2 separate regions of the Mus musculus genome follow, and region 1 is linked to region 2. A link is a loop called in an ENCODE intact Hi-C map of the cell type or tissue named here. Cell type or tissue: heart. All regions are shown on one strand. Region 1 overlaps Fndc1 (fibronectin type III domain containing 1). Region 2 overlaps Fndc1 (fibronectin type III domain containing 1).

What was found. Hi-C counts contacts between places; a loop is a spot of excess contacts. Peaks named below come from ENCODE experiments on the same cell type or tissue, not always from the same donor. Only the 100,000 strongest peaks of a DNase experiment are listed, where the experiment ranks them.
Region 1: it touches region 2 in a loop (2.2-fold over the local background); 1 of 42 quality-filtered maps calls a loop at or near these places.

What each region holds. Positions count from the first base shown.
Region 1 is chr17:7,745,706-7,753,705 of GRCm38, forward strand. Fndc1 (fibronectin type III domain containing 1) reads right to left here. Exons shown (of 21, transcript NM_001081416.2): 15 at 7,815-8,000; 16 at 4,639-4,747; 17 at 860-939. Among named protein-coding and RNA genes, the nearest start is that of Gm52281, 53 kb to the right of the region's middle. In heart, no CTCF peak of the experiment used is centred here; a DNase peak (open chromatin) is centred at 3,676.
Region 2 is chr17:7,817,935-7,825,934 of GRCm38, forward strand. The region is part of intron 1 of Fndc1 (fibronectin type III domain containing 1); the gene reads right to left. Among named protein-coding and RNA genes, the nearest start is that of Fndc1, 5.4 kb to the right of the region's middle. In heart, a CTCF peak has its summit at 4,079; a DNase peak (open chromatin) is centred at 7,677; H3K27me3 peaks cover 2,981 bases.

The DNA.
Region 1 (8,000 bases), 72 kb before region 2:
CTTGCACATGCCTATAATCCCAGAACTCAGTAGCCTGATGCCAGCCTGGGCTAGATGACCATTTCCAGGTCAGCCTGGGCTATTCTATCTCATTAAAACTAAAAACAAATAAACAGTAAAAAATCCAGCAACAAAGAAAGCTCTGAAACCACTTTATGCAAATGAGCCAAACCTATCTTTGGATTGAAAACTAAATTTGTTTTCCTTTCATTAGGATTTGACCTCAGATAGGGACTCCATGGGAAGACCAACAGGGCCAACTAACTTGGACTGACTCTCAAGCCCCTTGGGGGCTTCCAGAGACTGAACCACCAACCAAAGAGCAAGCATGGGCTGGACCTAAGCCCCCTGCCTATATGTAGCAGATGTGCAGCTTGGTTTTCATGCAGGTCCCCCAACAACTGGAGCTGGGGACTATCCCTAAATCTGCTGCTCACCTGTGGATCCTGTTCTCCTAACTGGGCTGCTTTGTCTGGCTTCAGTGGGACAAGATGCACCTAGTCCTGACGTGACTTGATGTGCCAGGATCAGGTGATACTCAAAGGGGAATCCCCCTTCTCAGAGGAGAAGGGACAGGAGGAATAAGGGGAAGAGTTGTGAGAGGGGTGATGGGAAAGGGGGTCTGATAAGAGAATGTAAAGTGAATAAATAAATTAATGAAAAAAAAAGAAAAGAATTTGACCTCAGTTCTCTCCTAACATAATAGGAGGGGGTGTTTGTTTTATAAAAGGAAACCTGAACTCATCCAACAGAAAAGAAGGCATTTTATTGCCTCAGTTTCTACTCTGCCAATAGCTATTGTTCTGATAATTTCTCTCATTTTCCAAAGCAAGCAGTACAAAGATGACCGTTCCCGTACCTGATTCTGTAACAAATGAGACTGAAGGACTGACAGGCCCATAGCCATGAGGGTTTTTGGCTTGAACTTTGAAGTAATACCTGAAATAAAAAGAAAACATCTTTTAAAAGAGAAGTTGACTTGACCTCTGGGTACGGAGACAGATTCTTACAAGCATGCTTCTGTAGTAGGTTTGGAGTCGTGTTTATCTGTCTTTAGACACACCGACACGCATGGACAGAGATAGATAGATGGTAGCTAGGTAGATAGATAGATAGATAGATAGATAGATAGATAGATAGATAGATAGAGATAGTAGAGAGATCGAGAGGCAGAGTGAGACACAGGGAGAGATGTTTATCCTCATGTTTTTTTCCTGAACGTTCTCATTTTTGATAATTTCTTGAATGGTATAATTAATACAGCACAGGCACATGGCTGATGGACTGGAACAGAACACTAGGCTGATGGTTGCTAGGCTGATGGTTGCTAGGCTGATGGTTGCTAGGCTGATGGTTGCTCAGAGTGCTTTTCCTGGAGCATCCAGGCAAACACTGGGTGACTCTCCCAGTCCATCCTTCAAAAACCTGCTTAAGACTCGGAGGCTCCAAGAGAGAGGAGCTGGGGCTAGAAAACACAGAGTAGAACTCAAACATTAACTTAATCAACATCTCCACCTCTGTGGTAGATTCAACACAAATATGGCTTGTGACTGGCAGGAGAGGGTGGTTAGAGAGTGGCCTCTTCAGTACAACTCACATGACAGTCATGTCCAGAGCTTTGACCTCTCCAGGAAAGAGAAGCAAGTCCAGGAAGAGGAAGTGGGGAACAACCTGAGGGAGGAAGTGGGGGGGGGGCAGCCTGAGGTAGGAAGTGGGGGGGACAACCTGAGGGAGGAAGTGGGGGACAACCTGAGGACAGAGGCTTTGCTGCAGGGCCAAACTTTGTCTAGGAACACAGAGTGTTCTGGAAAGCATGACGTTTTAGTCAACTCGTTCACTGAGAAAAAATTGGAGTCTACAAGTATTTTTTACTTTGCTAATATTGATGCTCAAAGAAGAACTCAGGGCCAGTACTTGGCACCACTGCTGTTAACTCTTGTGACCTCCTCATCCCAAGGTTCCACAAGGTTCTTCTAGGACTCATGAATGGTGACTCTTTGAACCTAGGAAATAGTGTTTTCCTCTAGCTCTTGACTAGAAGAAATGTCTCACTTAACTATTTCAAAATCCTTTATCTGGTTAAGCTAGGTACAGATGCAAGTACTGACTAAACAACAAAGGAGTTTTAAGGAGGGCCTGTTTACATTCAGAGGTAACCACAAGCCATAGGTGATGACATCGCCACCTCTGGTCTCATAGCACGCAGACATTCTCCTGTGCTTTCAGTCACCGTTAAGAGGCAAACCACTCGATAAAATCTTAAATCATCCAAATATTATGACTATTGATTTTTTCCCATTTCAATTCTTTTTTTAAAAAAAGATACACACAATTAAGAACGTGTTTCCAAACCTCAGTTGACCCAGAAGTACATGTTTCTTGCTTATTCACACTCTTAGTGGCTGTGGAGTGGTTTATGGCAAAACCCCATGTGGGCAGTTCCAACAGTGGGGGGAGGGGGCTGCACAAATCAACAACTCTAGTTGAATTTTGCCAACACTTTTTTTTTTGTCTTTAAAGAGAAGCCATTCAAAAATTAGGAGTGAGACCTATGTCCAGAAGCCACGTGGAACCCTCCTGCTGCACAGTCCTCACACCCCTGATGGAGTGTGATCCATTTAAGACTCAGCTTTTTACTGTAAAGTCGGATTTTAAAATATGCAGACTCTAAGGAGTGACAACGGCAGGACCCTTGTTTAGTGACTAAGGTAGAATACACTTGTTTTAGTTTAAAAACAAAAAACAGGATCTGACATAAACCACCAAGTTTTAGACTCTGGCTCTTCCCTTGAATGAATTGCTTTCTTAACTTTCCTGAAAGACAGCCTGCCCCTCCCCCCTCTTCCTGGAGCAATTTTGCATTATCTCACCTTGCCTACCTGTTCTCTGGGTTACTGAGCCATATTCCTTCAACCTAATTTTCTCCTAGTCTTGACTGACTGGCCTTAGGCTCAGAAGATCAAGAATTCCTCCATTACATACTATCCCTAAACTCCCTAATGACACTGGCTATGGGAGTCCATATCTGTTTTTCCTTTTTAACATCTGTCTCTCCTGCCATGCAACAAGCCCCATGAGGACAGTGTTGTACACTTCAAGGGGGCTGCACTGCATCTAGCTCACCTCTGTGCCCTAAACCCTGGCTCAAAATAAAGAGAAAGAACTGCTTGAATGAAGTTTAGACCCAGAACCATGGTTAGAACAAGTACACCTCTACCTTACACCACCATCACCTGACAGTCAAAATGGCAGAAATCCAATATGGCAGCCAACTCTGTGGAAAGAACATTGGGCAGGAAGAGGTCAAGAGACTAAGATTCAACTCTTGTTGTTGGTTGTTATGTGGTGAATGCACTGGAGGGTATCTTCCAGCTTTCTAATCTGTATGGTGGATGTGCTATAGAAGATATTATGACACATAGTAAAAAAGAAGGCTGGCCCTGTTCCATCTGAGTCTGTTGCTTTTATTTCCTCTGGTCAACTTTTACCACTAGGAGAAAGGAATGAAGCACTTTCTCTATTCCTGACTCATTGCTTCTTTCCATCTGCCAAGTCCTGCGATTCATAACAGCTTATGAAAGCTTGATTCCAAGGAGCCTAAATGTCACATTAGAACGTTACAGGGAATGCTCCCAGCTTTGGGGAAGTCTCCTGGTAGCCTGGTTCTGGCCAGATCCTGTCCTCTCTAGCAGATATCTGTTTACTGAGTGATTTATTCCAGACTTTTCTGTACTCCACTGCCTGTGGAAGCCACTTTGAGCTCTTCACTGCAAACCCACTGGCTCTATACAACAGTGTGGTGCTAGGTGTGGACATCCTGCCAGTCACGACCTATTCAGGATCTGTGAAGCTATGTAGGATGATAGGATCCTGTGAACCCACTGCCATTGTGAAATTGGCTATGATGTGAGTCCCTGAACCACAGGCATTGAAAATGCTATAAACCAGGGGTTTTCCCAGCCGACACCCAGCTGCCCAGATGGTCAGTTTACCAGCACACCACTGCCTGGCTAAGGCATGCCCAGCTCCTTACACATGTTCATTGACCAGGTCACTTTCTGAGAGTTGAGCCTCCCAAAACAGACAGCACAACAGAAGAGTAGACAGACACTCTCATGTGGACAAGTTTGGCCACTTTCTAAGCGAGTGCCATAAACCTTGGCTGACAAAACAGTGCCTTCTCATCAGCAGCCATTCCTCTTGTTGTGTCTTGTAGCCTTCACTAATGCATGCAACACATCTTTCCAGAATGTTCTGAACATCTACATCACAAAGCTTCCGTGTCAGTGAACATGGTTGGCAAATACTGTCCCGATGTCACATAGCAAGGTTGTACTACCTAAATGTTACATTAGTGAAACTGAATCAGTTCTCTTCTAACACATAGAACAGCCTTTCTGCCCTTAATGTAATGCCTAAGAGAACGAGAAATGGGCACAATTGTTAAGCAACAACCATAATACACACAGTCTTAAGCAATAGGCGTGGCACGTGGTGAGCCTTCATTGGTATCCCATGAGCTAAACCAGGAATTCAAGAAAATGGTGCTGATTGACTAATCCTTGTTTCCAACCAAAGGATACTATGATGAAGTTCACAGGTCCAGCCTTTTGTCTGTATGCAACCACCATGCCATACCTTGTGTTTGGCTTCAAGTTCTCAATGGGCAGATGGGTCACTGACGAGGTCTGAGTTGACCATTTATTCCGGATGAAGTCCTCATAAGAGGCGCTGTAGACCAGGTATCCTGGAAACAGGAGAAGGGAGGAGCCTGGTGAGCACCAAGGAACCTGCTCTAGTTTGCTTTTTCTGTTGCTTCAATAAACACCATGAACAAAAGCAACATGGGAGAGGAAAGGGTTTATTTCATCTTACACTTCCAGGTCAAAGTACATCATCAAGGGAAATCAGGAAAGAAACTCAAGCAGGAACTAGAAGTAGAACTGTAGAAGAATGTGCTTCCTGGCTTGCTTCCTCTGGCTTGCTCAGCTACCTTTCTTATACAGCCCACACCCGCCTACCTAGGATTTGTACCACCCACGGTGGCTCTCCCACATTAGTAATTAAGAAAGCCCGACGGTTATGTCTATGGGCCAATCAGATAGAAGCAATGTCCCAGTTGGCTCCCTCAGATAATTCTGGGCAGTGTCCAGTTGACAGCTGAAGCTAACTAAGAGGGAGCCAAATCACACAGAGGTGTGATAGGGAAGGGCCGAAGCATGTGTACGTCTGTGTGATGTATGGCTCCATGAAAACCTCAAGGAGAGCAAGTTTCACTGTGATTCAGGGCAGTTCACTTCAGTAATGTCTGACAAATTCCAGTGGGGACAGCAAACTCAAGTGCGTTCTGCTGTCTGGCTGGTTTCCTACTTCTCTTTCTACTCTACCAGTTTCATTCCCTATTGTCACTCACCTCATAGGGCTAATTACATCTAGTCTTGACTGCACATAGAAGAAAGAAGTGAAAGAAAAAAGCAGTGCCCTGTACTTAGTATTTAACTAAGCCGGACTCAGATAAGTGTTGTTTTCCCTATCATATGTGGACTATAGATAGATGATAGATAGATGATAGATAGATAGATAGATAGATAGATAGATAGATAGATAGATGATAGACAGACAGATGATAGATAACAGATCATAGATAGATGATAGACAGATAAATAGATGCTGATAGGTAATAGATGATAGATAGATAATAGATGATAGGTAGATAAATGATTGATAGAAAGATAGTAGATGATAGATACATAGATAGATGCTGATAGATAATAGATGATAGATAATTGACAGATAGATAGATAATAGATGATAGGTAGATAAATGATTGATAGAAAGATAGTAGATGATAGATACATAGATAGATGCTGATAGATAATAGATGATAGATAATTGACAGATAGATAATAGATGATAGATTGATAATAGATGATAGATTGATAATAGGTAGATGATAGGTAGACAGACAGATAGAAGATGATTGATAGATAGATAGATAGATAGATAGATAGATAGATAGATAGATAGATGATAGACCATTTGGAGAAGGGGAGATGAAAGGAAAGAAAGGAGGAGGTGAATATGGCCAAAGTACATGATACACTGGAATGAAAGTATGATTCTAAAAACCATCACTTTATACAATGAATGCATAAATATGAATTTAAAAGACAGACAATACCCAAGATTCTTGGTAGAGATGTACAGTTGTCCTTTATATGAGATGAAGAATAACGACAGTGACTGCCAGGCATGTGGTGTGACTGAAAGACTCCCTGTGATCCTATTTGCCTTTAAAGCTTGCCAATTATGGTGCTGGGGTGATGGCTCAGCAGGCAAAGACTCAAGTGTGAGAACATGCCTTCCTAGAACCCCATTGCTGGGTCAAGGTGGGGCCATAGACAAGAAGACTGATGGAATTTCTGGCCACCAACCTAGCTCCATGTCCAGTTCCAGTCTCTGGGACTAAGGTGGAGGGCGGCAAAGCAGACATTTGCTGTCCTCCTCTGGTCTCCCTGCACCTATACACATGTACACAAACACCACACACACACAAACACACACACACAGAGAGACAGACAGACAGACAGACAGACAGACAGACAGACAGAGGCAGAGAAAGACAGACAGAGAGACAGAGAGACAGAGACAGACAGAGAGACAGAGAGAAGGGGTGGAAGTAGGGAAGGCCATTCATAACGCCACATTCAATCAAAAAGAAACTTCTCAGTGGTTTGTTATAGACCTCCTTCCTCCACTGATCTCTGTGCTTTCTGTTAGAAATGTGCTATGCTTTGCAGAGATTGGCCTCACTCAGCACACACCATGAAAGAAGCAACTGTCAGTTACATCGAAGGCTCAGACCCACTCACCCACACTGACTCTGTGCCCCTTAACCCTTCAGCCACCACTGGCAGGATGCATGGGGACTGTATCTCCCAGTTCCTTACCCTGGGTCTAGGCCCACCATGTAAGCTTCATATGAGAAGCTAAGAGAAGCCCCTAGAACATTCCTGAACATATTTTCTCTCCTTAAAAGACAATGTTGGGGTCCTACAGCAGAAGCACTAGAAGGTCAGAGTTACACAAGTGACTCCTGTAGTGGGTAATGTTGATCTCTAACCTCCAACTACCCCCACCGTCCAGGAACACATTCACACAGCTCACAGGACTGGGAGAAGCCATGTACAAAGGAGCTGTTCATGAAAAGACCTGCAGATTCTCTTTCTGTAAGAACTCACCTCAATAGACTCATTCTCAAGTGTCATCTAGGCAGAGTAACAGAAACAAGCATCTCATAGGCCAAAGCCCAGAGGCGGGGCTTAAGACCCTTAGGGTATCCTCCATTCTACCCAATGCCCATATAAGGAATTGGGAAACACACAGGCTGCTATGGGAGTGGCCAGCAGGCATGGAAGGAGGATATTCATAGTAGTGATTCAGTAGAGCCTTTTTACCATCCCCACCTATAGGACCTCTGACAAGTGGTTGCCTGGCTGTTTATTTGCAGAAAGACAAATATTGGACATTTGTGGTACTTATATTTTTCATATGAGAAAACAAATCCTAACAAGATGATGTATGTATGACTCAAGGTCACATAAGTCAATCTAGGATTATAATTCAGGACTCTGGCTTTCATCCAATGTTCTCTTAACTACCCACAATGCTACTGCAGTTACCCACATTCCCAAGCCGCTGAAAAAGATGTCTGCCTTCCCCATCTTACCTGTCCATCTGTTCATCCACCCATCCATCATCTATCCTCTCTTTTACAGACCAGTTGGAACTCTGAGCATCTACCTAGGACACACCTGTTACCACATCTCCAGGGATGGCTTTGTTCCAGTCCACAATGACAAAGGAGTGGCAGCCTTCCATGGCGACCACAGTAATGTTCCGGGGAGCGTGCTGAGGAGGCAGATCACTCTTTGTCAGGTCGTTTGGAATGAGTTCATCCAGGCTTTCCACTTGGAAATGGTCCAGCGCATCAGTCAGGG
Region 2 (8,000 bases):
CCATAAAGCTAGAATTCCAAACAGGAACGCCCTGACTCTCAGCTTCCCTTGTAGCTAGGATACATTTACAAGGTAGCCTGTTCCATGACACAGGTGAGGAAAGGTGCTGTCAGCCATCGTGTGCTCCTGACCTCTTTTAGTTTCCTCTTTTCTTGCCTCCTGTGATGTCATACATAATCCCTAGATAGGCAGCAACGGTCTAGCAATGGGAGGTGAGATGACATGGGCAGTAATGGCAGAGTGGAAACATGGGATGATCTGGGGCCCTGTTGGCCTCACTAAACCCCAGTCTAGGTCTCTCTGCTCCCAAGTTTACAAGGAAGAGATAAACAATTCCCTCATCTGTTTATCCACTGATATCATAAAGGATTTGGGGCTAGCCACACTGTTGCTCGTGGATTTATGATGTCACTTTTGACTTTAAGCAGGAACTGTGCTCACTTTAGCTCCGGGTGACATTAGGGGTCCATTCTGGAAATGCCACTTTGACGATGTCAGTCCTTTGTAGGCATGCCATTGACTTGAGCAAGTACATCTGTCCCCAGAACAACAAAACCGGAAATGAAAGTGAACGTAAGCAGCACCTCCCGCAAAGTGTGATCATTAGGACATAACGTTTTTAAAGTTCTTGGGCTTTCTGTTTAGAAATTAACAGAAACAAAAGCTACTGTTTCAGGGGAAATAAGATCTCCTCCACCCACTGGCTTTCCGGAATGGATTAGAAAGATAAATCAGAGGGATTTGTTGGATGTTTTCCTTGTAAGAAATGTAAGACCATATGCCACTGGAAAGAGCAAAGTTTGAGAGCTGTGGAGGGAACGGCATGCCATGCCTGCCGGTGATAACACCACAGACTCATGGGAAATCATTACCTCCTAGGTTTTTAGGGAATCTTTTGCACATTCTTCAAATTCAGTTTTCAAACAAGAAATGATTCCCAAAAGAACTGCCATTGTTCACTGGTTCAATTCAGATTCAGCCCACTATAAACTGTTTGACATACCAGGCAACACACACACACACACCAGTCTCTCTAAAAATTAATTTTTTTCCCCAAAATGTGAAAGTCATTGTCTAACTATGTTAAACACTTGGACAATCCTGTGTCCTCAGTCACCACTCATATATAGCCCTGAAAACTCCCTGGAAAATTCCCTTAGAAAATGTGCCAGGCAGGGTCTGGGACAGGGCTCAGTTGGTGAATGCTGGCCAAGGGTTCACAAGCCCCTGAGTTCAGTGCCCAACACCACATAACCCAAAAATGGTGGTACATGCTTGCAATCCCAGCACGTGGATCAGAAGGATCAGAAACTCAAAACCATCTTTGGCAAGAGAGTGAGTTTAAGGCCATCCTGGGACACACACACAAGAGTCAACCAGAACTGTGGGAAGGTAGGTTTACCAAAAAAAAAAAAAAAAAAGGGCAAGTGAAACAGATGTGACCACACCAAAAAAGACCCAGTGACAGTCCAAATATCAATTGAATAGTTTCAAATTTTTTTAATCACTTAGTGATTGTTAATGGGAATAGACAAATAATCTATCAATAAAAGAGGAATACAAATAATATATTGAACAAAAAGAGGTGTGTGTGTGTGTGTGTGATGCTCATTGGTTAAACAGATAACTTGCATCAACCACATTTATTCATCCCACAAACGTTTTTGGAACACTTAGTAGGTCTCGGAGTGTACGTAAGGCACAAGGGATACAAAGGTGACTAGAGAGACTTCCACCTGTAGGAGCCGTTTTCACTCATGTGTTTTCTGTTGAGGTTTGGTCCGTTGCTGTGTATTGCAATGCTAAATTAGACCCAAAGGTCTAGTTGCCTACAAGTGAATTCTCACATTTGCTAGCTTCCGTTGTGTAAACCTTGTTCCTTAATTTAAAACTATTGGTTAAATGAAAATGGTACAGCCAATTACTGGAGGGATTAGAGGTAGGTGGGTTTTGAGTTACCGGGTTGGGGGTTGCAGAGGGGGTGGGGAGAGGTGGGAGGAGCCACCATGATAGCAGATCGAACATGAACCCATGGCCAGGAGAAACAGCAAGTATCTGGGGTACACTAGGGAGAGGTAGCCAGGCCTGCAGTTAGAAGGGTAGATTAGGTTATAAATTTAAATGTGTTTTCCACCCTGGTATTCCTCGAACTGACCATGAGAGAGCTTAGAGAACTCTTACACAGCCGGATAAAGGGACAGTGATCAAACCCAGACCTGGCTGAAATCAAGAACACACTTTCAAAGTTTTTACAGGTCGGGAGCATGTGTGTGCTGGCTATGAGCCTGTGGAGGTAAACCATGAACCGGTTAAGGATGGGATTAGACACACAAGCACAGGTCTCCAATGGGGATGGGACAAGTTTAACAAGACCAATTACAGGCAGGACCTTGTTATAACCACGCCCCTTGTTGGAAATCAGGCATTCCCATTGGCCTGCCCTCGGGGACCTAGCAGCAGCATCTTAGGTCATCTCCTAGATGGCCAGATACACCAGGGGCAGTTCATAAAAAGTTCTGGTCACTCAAGATCGGGCTCTCTCTCTCTCTGTCTCTCTCGTTCATTCTTTTGCTTCTGTTTGTCTGCCTGTCTGTCTATTTCTCATGTCCCCACTCAGAGATGGCCTTTCGATTTCCTCCTCTCTCAATAAACATCTTGCCCTAGACCGATGTGCGACATAATTTCTAAGTGGCACACACCTTGGCCAAAGCGCCCCGACGTCGCCACTTTACCCTAACATCCTCTGGGCCGTTTTGTAATAGGGACTAGGTTCACACCAACTTCAGCTTATGGGAAGCCCTGTTTCCCTGAAGTTGAGCGTCCCACGGTGTGGTGGAACCATTCCTTGGCAGCTAACCACAGGAGAGACCCAGAAAAGGTGCTGCTCTCCATTCATTTCGTCAGCTTACAGTTCCGGTTTACAGACTGTCATGTAGAGAAGTTGAGGCAACAGGAATTTAGAGGAGACATCACATCCACAGGCAAGAGTAGGAAGAAACGAATGCATGAGCGCTTGCTTGTTGGCTTGCTCCCAGCAGCAGAGCTTTGTCCTGTCTTGTAATGCCTACTTCCGCTCACAGTGGGCCGGGTCTTCCTACATCAGTTAACACGGGCGATCTCCAACAGACCTGCCCACAGGCCAATCCAATCTAAATAATCCCAAATAAGACTCTTTCCGGGTGATGCTATGCTGTGTGTAGTTGACAGTTAAAACGAACCAACCCTCAGAGCAGGGCAGAAATGTTGGTACTGACATTTACACATAGCCTAGGGAAGAAAATCTGGTTAGCACAGTTAATTCCCAGACATGTAACCCCAGGTAGCCTGCAGGGGAGGATTGTAGGATTTCGAAGATTTGAGTCCAAATCCTAGGACAAGTATATACTAGACTACATCAGTGGGAGAACAGTTTAACAGCTTTACGCCTGGTTCCCCCAGGAAGAACAGGAGGGTATCACCAAGTTCACATGGTGACTATGGAAACCAAGCATGAGAACAGGAAGAGCCAGTTAGGAAGAGAACATTTTTTAAAAGTCTACCTACAGGGCAAGGGTGAGATTCACATCCGCAGCTTGTGTTTTGTTGAGTATGTTAATGCCACCGCAGAAAACTACACTGCTGTCTGTTTTTAATCAACATTTACAGCTCTGCAATTAAGTTGCTACACTTAACAGTAAGTTACGATAGACTCTGACTATTATAATTAAAATAATTTGCAATATTACCCTAGTCACGAAAGTAAAGCTTGAGGCTGGGAGAGGGAGCTGGGAGAGAGGGGCGTTACCAAGACTATGACCCCCACTCCATGTTTTCTTAATTCTCCCCCATGGTCCAACTGTTTCAACTTTGGCCCGGCCTACAAAGGTGCCCCAACAGCTAAAAAGTTGCAAACCCCAGCTAGACTTAAGTTGCAAACCCCGTATTTATTAACACTTAATTGTTAATGTGCGGTAATGTCGACCATGTCCTTCCCGGTGTGCAGGCAGATCCAACGAATGGCAAGCTAAAGAAAATTTTAAATTTTAAAGAAGCCCAAGGATGACGGCCCGCCTCCGAAAGGCCAGGGGCGCCCTCTATGGACCACAGAACGCAAGTGCTGCCGAGAGCTAGATCCAGAAAGGAAGATTCCAAGATTTAAAGGGAAAGGAAGAAAAGGTATTCTGGTTTGTGCGATTACCCAATGGTTCCAAATACGCAAATGCTCATTTATTAAGGCTGGGGAAGATGTGAGGGCAACAAAAACCACAGTTGTCCCCTTTCCCCCAATTCCCTGCTCTCCCCAAGTTTCCAGTTTGCTCTGTATTTTAACAGATGGATTCTGTGCGTTCACAAATAACTAACTACACAGCAGGCAGGCCTGTTCCCTTCTCGCTTTCATCTTTATAGTTTTAAACACCTACCCCCGTGTTTTCTAATTAAAACAAAAGCTCCTGACGGCTGAAGTTTAGTTACAACGGAGAAATTCCATAAGTAAACAGAGGTCCTTTCCCCAATCAACCTCCGGGAGCAACTCTGGAAATGTTTGTGCCCAGGTTTCTTATTCACACCCCTTGAGGTTGGCAGAGTAGTCGTGGTACCCAAAGATCTCCTCCTAAGTCCCCAGAGCCAAGAAAGGTGAGAACTCTGGAGCTGGAAGTAAAAGAAACCTGATAGTGTCCAAAGTCGCCCGAGGGACACAGCCCTGGATTTTAGCCCCAGGAGACCCAATCTGGAATCCTGACCTCCAATACCATCTTACCAATAGCATCATTCCTGCTGCTTTAAGCCAAAGGTGTGTGGTCATTCCTCACAGCAAACAGAGGGAAAGGATGCAGCCCACATCCATGTCCGTCCCATAGACAAGGGATAGTAGGCCACTGTGACTTACATGTCGAGAGGGTGGGTTGGGGACATGGAGTGGCTTCTAGTGATGGCATTTTAGGGACATGAATTGCCATCCTGCAATCCCACTACACCCCCTAATTTTACAATAATGTTTTCTATGCTCATACAAATGAGTGATATGGGTCATCTGCCTGCTAGGCTCCGAAACACAAACTGAAGCCAAAGGGGTCCAACCTGCTTGCAAAGACAGAAATGAAGAGAGACACACCAGAGAGCTGGGGCCGCCTGGGTCATAGGAAAGTTTCCCAGGGCTTCTAAAGATGAAAGGGTCTCACTGACCACATCTACCCACAAACTCAGATGGACTGCTGAAGGCCAGCAGAGAGGCCGTGATGGTGTTAAGACTCTGACCCTGGCATCTGCACTTCTAACTTCCATTCAGCTGTGTATGCCAGGAGCTATAACACTCTGTGGCCTCTGGATTCCTTTCTACCTTTAAACTTGCAAGGTTCCCATAAAAGTTATACTTGAACGGGATGTCTGTCATCTATCTTTCCCTACTATAGTAGGAATTATGGTAATTTAAAATTAATTTGTTTATAATGGGGGGTGGAGCTCAGGAGCAGTGTGTCTAGCATGTATAAGGCCCTGTGAAAAGTTTGGTTGTGTGTATGCATGCGTATGTGCGCCCACATATGTATGCGTGTGTGTATATGCATGGATGCTGTGTACTCTCACATGTGCCCTGCATGTGCACATATGAATGCACACTTGCACACGGAGGCCAGAGATGGTCTTTGGAAGTCCGTTCTCATGTTCTACCTTATTGGGGCGGAGTCTCTCTTGCTTCTGTTGCTGTACTGTGCATCCCCACGCACCTGATTCACAACTGTGCGTAATTTGCAGTGATTCTCCCATCTCCACCTCCCATCTTGCTCCAGGAGCCATTGCAGATGTATTGCAGATGCATGCCACCATGTCGGATCCCTGTGTAATACTTTGTGTAGTCGCTATTTGAATTCACCATGTCTCATCGTGTGACATTTTAAAGGCACATCTTCATTCATATTGCTATCAAAACCACGTTCATTCCTATCACCATGGCCATAAAAAAGGTTTCTAATACAGAGAAGTATTTCAAGCCTACCAGGGGAGAGACAGCTTAGCTGCATTCAAGTTTTAACTTATGAAACTCAAGTTGCAGGCTGGAGAGATGGCTCAGGGGTTAAGAGCACTGACTGCTCCTCCAAAGGTCCTGAGTTCAAATCCCAGCAACCACATGGTGGCTCACAACCATCTGTAATGAGATCTGATGCCCTCTTCTGGTGCTGTCTGAAGACAGCTACAGTGTAGTTACATATAATAATAAATGAAATCTTTAGGCCAGAGAGAGCAGGGTCGACTGGAATGAGCCAGACTGACTGGAGTGAGCAACCTTCATTCCCAGAAACCACCGATGGCTCACAACCATCAGTACAGCTACAGTGTACCCATAAACATAAAATAAATAAATAAAGTCTTTTTTTAAAAATTGAAATTCCTCACTAGATTTTGTTTGTTTTTGTTTTTTTTTTTTTTTTTTTGTTTTGTTTTGCTTTGTTTTTTGTTTTTTGAGACAAGGTTTCTCTGTATAGCCCAGGCTGTCCTGGAACTCACTTTGTAGACCAGGCTGGCTTTGAACTCAGAAATCCTCCTGCCTCTGCCTCCCGAGTGCTGGGACTAAAGGTGTGCGCCACCACCTCCCGGCCTCTTTGATTTTTTTTTTTTTTTAAAGAAAGAAATTCAAGTTGCATCACTGACAAGAAATTTGTGCAGTTACTTAACGAGAGATATCAGGCTCAGTTTGCTCATTTCTGGAGGGAAAAAAATTGTGAGAGTTATCCAAGTAGGCAACTATAGTTTGTCTGTAGATTTTTTTTTTTTAGAGTAAATACCGCATTCTTCTTATAAAGCAAGTCATTCGAGTGCTGACTGGGAGTCCCGCAGGTGCTTATCCCTGGGGTTAAACTCTTAGTATTTTCAGGCTCCAAGCGGTGGACCCTGTCAGATACCATTTATTACCCAGTAAGCTTTTGTTCACTCATGTGAACATCAACCCAGGAAAGAGGCTGGGACTGAACTCATATCACTTTGAGAATGACTTTGGCCTTGCAGATTCATTAAAAAGCTCTTTAGCTTTAAAGAAGAAAATAGAGATGATCCCTAGCCCTCCCTGAGTGTCTACTGTAAACGCATAGATGGTTTCAGGCCTTCAGACTGGGAGCACCCCTGTTCTTTAATGTTTGCCTAGTAGCCTATGGCAGGAATGGGTGCGGTGGGGGAGGGGCATCACCTGCTTACTTTGCTCTGTTTTAATCTGTCCTGAGTTGCAGGGATCTTCCAGGTGTGCTGGAAGAAGAATAACACCTCTAGCGCTGCAACAGTGTGCTAACTGTCAGCGTAGCTCTGGGTAATTTGCCTTACCAGAAATGCTGGACCCAAAAGAGGAGGAATGGGGCTGACAGTAGCCACTTGCAGGAAGCATGAGTTACGTCTGCCCGTGGCTTTGCCCCACTAGACGCAAATCCAAGCAGCTGCTGCAACTGGGAATGGCAAGACAGACAGACAGGAAGGCTCCTCAAGGAGCCCATGGAATAAATTACATGCTGCTTCGTGATTTCTTCCCTGACACAGGAGCCTTCTGCAGGCTGCTATGTCCACTTCTTCCCTTCCCTAATTGAACTTAAGTACAGTAAATAGGCACTTGGAAATGCGCTTGTCTCCTCTGTCCGTTTCCAGTCTGGTCATCATTTCACTGCAGATCCCACGTCAACACAGTAGAGAGAAGTGCCAACAAGCCGCCCAGTTCCAACATTCCACAGTGCAGTGATTTGCAGAGCAGAGAGCCAAAGAAAGTGCAGCTGACAATGCTGTCGAGCCCATGAGGAGCACGACAAGCCCTGCCTTCCCACGTTCACAAGCAGAACCCATCCTAAGGTGACCATGGACACGGGAAGAAAGGAGGCTGGAACCACCACAAAGCTCACTTTCCAAGGCCCCCACTCTCAGATCGCTTTCTGTAACAAGAACCCTTTCACTGGAAAGAGTGGAACACTTGAGCTTAGAAAGAACGAAGCCTTTGGATTGTAGGTGGGGAAGCTGGGAGGCTAGAAGAGATTTATTCTGTCAGACATTGT